Linked DNA regions of Homo sapiens: region 2 is linked to region 1. A link is a contact called in ENCODE Hi-C data. All regions are on one chromosome and are shown on one strand. Each heading gives the region's core, a stretch centred on a gene start or an enhancer-like site at or near the end of the contact. The rest is flanking DNA. Distances are from core to core; before and after follow the strand shown.

Region 1 (3,606 bases), core at 335-2,834:
GGGAACTCGGGATGTGTTAACTGAGAACAATGACTATACTGCCGTTCAAGCATTGGGTAATTACGATTTATTTACAGCTCGCCTCCTGTATGTAAACACAACTTGAGTTTTTGAAGTTCATTAGGAAGATAGTATAGGATTACCCAACTCTCTCCACACCGCAGACCAACCCTCTAAATTAAGGCTATACCCAAAGTTTTCGAAACTATTTCATCAACAGGGTAGGATCAGTCTGGGCACCACTGCCCATCCATCACCTCTTATTAAAAGTACGAGAAGCACTTTCTTCGACATAAAAAAGGGTTAACCCTCGCTGGGGGAGAGAGGCTGTTGAAGACGCGCGTGGAGTGGGTGGGTAGCTGCTCTACCAACCCTTCCCGGAGCTCGCCCCGTCCGCGGCAAGGAACGCAGCAGCCTGCAGCTCCGAAGGCGAGGGGCGGCGTTTCTGGTTTCAGTCATTCGTCCAAAATAACTGTCGAGCTACTTAAGAGTTAGCTTTCACGTCTCTACCAAAAACCAACAGCAGTAGCAGCAACAACAACAAACAAGGTTTTTCTCCGGACCGAAAACTTTTAAAGTAACATTAAAATAACAGTGTAAAAACAATAACGAGTCACAATTGCACACCATTTTCCCCGCCGTTCCTTCTGAAAGGAAAGCTAGAACCCAGTTGTGGCCTGGGAGGAGTCCCTCCACGCCAGTGCTGGGCTCTTCCTCAACTGGCTGCTCGGGGACCACTCGGGGTGGCGCGGTGAGCGCGATTTCCCTCCGGCGAGCGGCGAGGGACAGTGCAAAAATGTCACGCTCAGCCCGTCCCCTGGCCCGAAGCGGAGGCCAGGCGGCGCGCGGGGACCCGGCGGCGGGGGCGAGAGCGCCCGCGGCCCCGACCCGCGGTCCCCGCCCGCCCCTCGCCCGGAAGGGGGAGAAGCCCGCCCGCGGGAGGATTCAACAGGAGCACCGCGCCGCCCGCCTGCCGCCCGGGAAACAGCCGCCGGCCGGCCGGGGCGCGGGGGGAGGGGCGCGGCGGCGGCGACGGCGGCGGCGGGAGGGCGCGGGCGGCCGGGCGGCCCCGAGACCCCCGCCCGCGCGCAAGGTCACCGCCCGCCGCCGCCGCCGCCCCGGCCGGGATCAGAGCGGCAAGTTTAATTTTCCAGAGGCTGCGGCAGAACCCGCGGCGTGGAGGCGCGCGCCGGCCGCGGGGCCCTCCCCACCCCCACCGCGCAGCCGGCCCGCGCCCCGCGACCCCCGCCCCGGGCCACCGCCAGGCAGCCACCCGCTGCAGCCCCCGATGCCGGGAGGCGAGTCGCGCCTGGCACCCAGGCGGGCGGCGCTTCAGCCCTGCCACACACACGCACACAGCGGCAGTGGCGGCCGCTGAAAAATGGAGCGCCGCAGCCAGAGAAGAGAGACATTTTCTTTCCGTTAACTGAATTGTTTCCTACCTCCGGGTTGCCGACTCGCTACTCCGCTCACTCCGGGGCTCTCCGGGATCCGCCGCCGCCGCCGCATCCAATCGCCTTCTCCCCCCCCCTCCCCTTCCGCAGCCAGCCCTGCCGTTCCTCCTCCTCTCCGCTTCAAAATGGCGCCAAGCGCTCTTCGGCGGCTGCTCCAATCGAACCGCCGCGGACAGCACCCGGGGGCAGGCAGAGCGCGGCATGGGTGCGCAGCGCCCCCTGCCGACCAGACGGCCCCGAGCGCGTCCGCCCTCCGAGCTCCACCCCGCCCCGTCCGCGCGCGCGCACGTCCCTCCTCAGCCCCGCCCCGTCCGCGCGCACGCAACCACACGGGCACGCCGCCGCGGGGCCCGCGAGAAGGGCAGCTGTCAAGGCGTCCACTACTCTTGCGGCTTCCTAGACCTCTACCGACAAAAACCACACCGATTGTTACGTAGCCCTATCTTTTTAGATAAAGGTTGGGAGATTTTTTTAAACCCTGACATTCAGCACAGGTGTTGTGATGGGTAAACAGAATTGGTATTATTAACTACTTTGCTCCTTACTTGTTAACTCTGACCTAGTCGTCTCGGAATGCCATACAAATAGTTTTCCTACACTTTACGTGTTATGTCTTTATTAAATCTCCCCGCTTTCCTAATTTGAGGAATTGTTTATAGGTGGTAGGCTGGCGGAGACAGAGTAATTGAGCCTGTGACGAAGCATTCCATTCCTTTGGCAGAATTGTCCTTATTAGAGGAAGAAATCATCTGGAGACCACAGGGACACATTCCAGGAGGTGGGTCTCCTCCCCTCTTCACCTCTAAGGGATGCCAGTCCCTCCTGCAGCTGTAGAGTGGGTTTAGCCTGGTCACCACAGCAGATCACCTACCTTGCGGGAAGGTTTCCTCCCCAGCCGGGTCCCTGCCAGAGCTGAAGAAGGGACTTCCTCCTCTTTTTACTTTAATACCATCCCTGCTGTAAGGAAGTTTCCCCTGATATGATGTATTTGGTTACTAGAATTTTGTTCCAGGGAGAATTTGTTTCAACAATGAACAAGCAAAGTGTGAATGAATGGATTACAGTAGGATACTTATCAACTGAAACAAAAGAGAGGTAATGCTGATATATAAACTAATGCTACTGTGTTAGAAAAGGTATGTACATCGGTATTCCATCGGACCCGGGCACCTAGAGATACTGAGACCTCTTCATTTCCATTTTTGTGGGATTCGCTGGACAATTCCGCCTCAGTCTCCTCCAGTGCTTGCTAGACCAATATGTTGTGTTACTGTATTCCTGTGTCCAAGATTTTGCCACTGAATACTCCAGGTTCTACCCATTTTATACATTCCTCGATGAAGTCTACTATGAGTTTTTTCTGCCCTCTTTTTAAAATTATCTCAGGAATTTTCTTATTTTACATCGTTGTTCCATCAACATAAATCTTGTATGGGAGAGTAGGATGTCTAGATCTAGAAAAACCTTTCCTCTTTGGTTGTTTTTATTATGTTTTTTACTTTATTTTCTTCAATTCCCAAACCTCCAAAGCCAGGAAGCCAGAAAGTTTCAGAAGAAAGCCAGGATGAAAGCAAGAATTTTTTTTTCTTTTTTCTTTCTTTTTTTTTTTTTTTTTTTTGAGATGGAGTCTTGATCTGTCGCCAAGCTGGAGTGCAGTGGCGCGATCTTGGCTCGCTGCAACCTCCCTCTTGAGTTCACGCAATTCCCCTGCCTCAGCCTCCCAAGCAGCTGGGACTACAGGCACACACCACCACTCTCAGCTAATTTTTTGTAATTCTTAGTAGAGACAGAGTTTCACCATGTTGGCCAGGATGGTCTCGATCTCCTGACCTCGTGATCTGCCTGCCTCAGCCTCCCAAAGTGCTAGGATTACAGGCGTGAGCCACCATGCCCGGCTAAGAGTTTTTGTATAAATTATTCAGTGCTCTTATCCCCATTATTTGACACCTGGAAGCCTCAGTAAATATTTTGTTGGATGTATGAATTGTTTAAGAATGTCACTCTACATCTTGTATATGGCAGTGAGTCCTGAAAGGGCTGAAGGTGTCACGTCAACTTTGTGAGCAGTTTTGCCAGTTTCACCATTAACCCTCTCTCTTATAAAATGATGCCTTGAATTTCAATGAGGCCCGGAATACATATTGCCCACGTT
Region 2 (3,162 bases), core at 243-2,742, 4.5 Mb before region 1:
ATTAGGGAATGCAAATCAAACCCACAATAAAATACCACTTTATACCCTTTGGGATGGTTACTATCAAAGGAATAGAAAATTATGGTGTTAGTGAGGATGTGGAGAAATTGGAATCCCCCGACAATGCTCTTGGTATGTAAAATGAATGGTTCAGCTGCTGTAGAAACATTTGTTTATGGGTTCCTCAAATATTTTCACGTAGAATTACTATAAGACCCAGAAGTTCCACTATGTTTATACCCAAAAGAATTGAAAACAGGGACTCGAACAAATACTTGTATACAAATGTTCATATCATTGCTATTCACAATAGCCCGAAAGTGGAAACAACCCAAATGTCCATCAGTGGATGGACAGGTAAAACTGTGGCATCTAGGTACAGTGGAATAGTAGCCATAAAGAGACATGAAGTACCGATACATGCAACAAGGTGTACAAGGTGAACCTGCAAAAGATTATGCTACGAAGACAGACCAAAAGGTCACACATTCCATTTATATGAAATATCCGTAATAGGTACCACAGTTTGAAAGCTGATTGGCATTTGCCAGGGGCTGAGAGAGGGAGGAATGGGAGTAACCACTTAATGTGTTCGGATTTTATTTTGGAGTGTACTTTAATACACTTATAATGTGTGCAACCACTAACTCTAATTCCAAGACACTTTCATTCATTATGACCCTTGGCATTGTGAACGGCAAATAATAAATGCTCATTAAAAAGATTCACCCCAGGCCGTGCATGATGGCTCACGCCTGTAATCCCAGCACTTTGGGAGGCCAAGGCGGGTGGATCACTTGAGATGAGGAGTTCAAGAGCAGCCTGCCCAACATAGTGAAACAGTCTCTACTAAAAATACAAAAATTAGCCGGGTGTGGTGGTGCACGCCTATAATCCCAGCTACTCCGGAGACTGAGGCAGGGAGAATCGCTTGAACCCAGGAGGCAAAGGTTGCAGTTAGCTGAGATTTCTCCACTCCACTCCAGCCTGGGCGACAGAGCGAGACTCTGTCTGAAAAACAAACGAACAAACAAAACAAAACAGACCTTACAATGTGTGCTAGTAATGCGGTTTCTGAATTTTTAGAACCCTTCTCTGGGGTGGTTTTTTTAAAAACATAAACTCATTGGCAGTTGATATACTACAGAAGGTTGTACGCATTGGACTAGTAAATGTAGGTAACGGTGTCGCTGTTTTTCCATTTGTATGTGCTAAGCAAAGAGAAAAGCTAGTTCTATGTTTCTTCCACTCTAGAAATTCAACAGGGTCGTTTTTCCCCAAATTCACATCTACACCCTCCCTCCCACTTTGCGGACTCGGACTCCAGGATTGAGCAGAGATCCTGGGCCCCGCCTCCCGCCCGGACGCAAGTCTCTGCGGGCCTCACCGGCGTCCTGCGCGGAACGCAGCGCTCCAGGCTCCTGGCAGCGGCCCCGCCCTCCCGGCTCCTCCCCTTCCGCCCGCCTTCCCCGCCCCTCGGCCCAGCCTGCCAATCGGAAGTGCGGCCGCCGGAACTGGCTGTTGGTGGGGGTGCAGCACTGAGCCGCCGACGGGGCGGGTGGGCTTTGCTGCCGAGCAGGCGGCGCCGTCTTGGGGCCTAGCGGCGAGGCGACCCGCACAGGTGGGCGGTGGCGGTAGGTGGGTGGCCAGCGACTGGCAACGCGGTGGCTTAGACGCGCGAGATCCGGCCAGGGTCAGAGGTGAGCGGGCCGCATCCCAGAGCCCGCTGGAGGAAGACGGGGTCCCCAGAGACCCGGCAGGCCGGGGCGGAGGTTGAGGCAGCTAAACTCCAGGTGGACGCCTACATCGCCTTTCGCGGTGTTGCTAAGCCGAACTTTTAATTTTAGTTTGACTTTTGGGTTCCAGAGACGGGTATTTCCGGACACTGGCAAGAATTTTGCCTTGCGTGTCTTCGAAGGCGGTTTTCTTGGTGTCCATATTGCATAAAGGCTTGTCGCTCCTCTGTGGAGATGACGGTTGTACAGGTAAAGCCTAAGTTGTGACAAAAGCTCCTGCAATGGGAAGACTCTGGTCGATCAGGGAAATCAGTAGAATTGATAGCAACGCGTAGAATTGATAGCAACGCTTAGAATTGGATTAATTACTGGCCATGGTTACCCGGCGCTCAGAAATGAACTTGGAGAACAGTTGCCCTGGAAGCCATCTCCCGTAGCCACTGCGTAGTGGGGGCCGCGTCTTCTTGAGTGCAATTCATCAAAGTCTCTAGTAGGACTCAAAATATAAAGTGACGAGCAGGATTTTCGGAGTCGAGTACAGTGTACTTGGGTTGATCACCATGTTATAAAGTTAGATCCAAATTAAGAAATACATATTCGTCTCTGAGCAGAATTGGGTCCTTTTTTTAATTGCTTTGCTTTTTTTAAAGAAATGTAAAAACAGATGCCGGTTTGATTAGTTTGCAGGTTGTAATATTGGAAGGGACCTAAGATTGGACACAGAGTTCTGAATTCTGATCTAGGTCTGTGATGTTAGGAAAGTCAGTTGTTCTGATTGCCTTATTCTGTAAAACGGAAATGATAATGATTACAGTTTCCTCACAGGTTCTAGTAAATTCTGTGTATAGACAGAATGTTTGCTTTGTGAGAGATATGAAGTTATTAGTTTTTGTCTGAAGTACTTAAATAATTTAAAGTTAGTAAGCCCCCATCCCCAATTTAGTGACAAGAAATCTTAAAGTCATCACATTTTGTCCGAAAAGTACATAGTGTATCTTCATCTTCAAATTCAGTGGTCAGAAAATTTTCACGTTCACCTAAATTCAACTTAAACCTCCTACGAGCTTTTCAAGGGTAGGAGTAATATCTTACTCATTGTAAATGATCGTAAATCATTTACAGTTGTATGGTGCTTGTGTTTGTGTTGTATTAGGAGGTTAGTCCATTTTTTAAAGTTTCAGACGGAGTTTCACTCTTGTTGTCCAGGCTGGAGTGCAATGGGGCGATCCTGGCTCACTGCAACCTCTGCCTCCCAGTTCAAGCCATTCTCCTGCCTCAGCCTCCGGAGTAGCTGGGATTACAGGTGTGTGCCAACACACCCGGCTAATTTTTAATTTTTTTAGTAGAGACTGGGTTTCACCATTGTTGGTCAGGCTGGTCTCGAATTCCTGACCTCAAGTGACCCACCCGCTTCTGCCTCTTACAG

The links. Hi-C counts contacts between places; a loop is a spot of excess contacts on that map. Pooled maps may share reads with other maps.
Region 2: a pooled map shows a loop between it and region 1 (15-fold over the local background). The contact joins the promoter of SUPT20H here to the promoter of PDS5B in region 1. A Hi-C loop is called at or near these places in 5 of 50 pooled maps.

Annotation. Positions count from the first base shown.
Region 1 is chr13:32,584,430-32,588,035 of GRCh38, reverse strand. It overlaps PDS5B (PDS5 cohesin associated factor B), which reads right to left and starts at 1,584. Exons shown (of 35, transcript NM_015032.4): 1 at 1,443-1,584. It overlaps PDS5B-DT (PDS5B divergent transcript), which reads left to right and starts at 1,591. Exons shown (of 3, transcript XR_001749808.1): 1 at 1,591-1,659; 2 at 2,114-2,232; 3 at 2,467-3,018. RefSeq lists an enhancer at 480-539 and silencers at 770-1,019, 1,440-1,519, 1,530-1,899.
Region 2 is chr13:37,058,018-37,061,179 of GRCh38, reverse strand. It overlaps SUPT20H (SPT20 homolog, SAGA complex component), which reads left to right and starts at 1,492. Exons shown (of 26, transcript NM_001014286.3): 1 at 1,492-1,621. RefSeq lists a silencer at 1,321-1,580.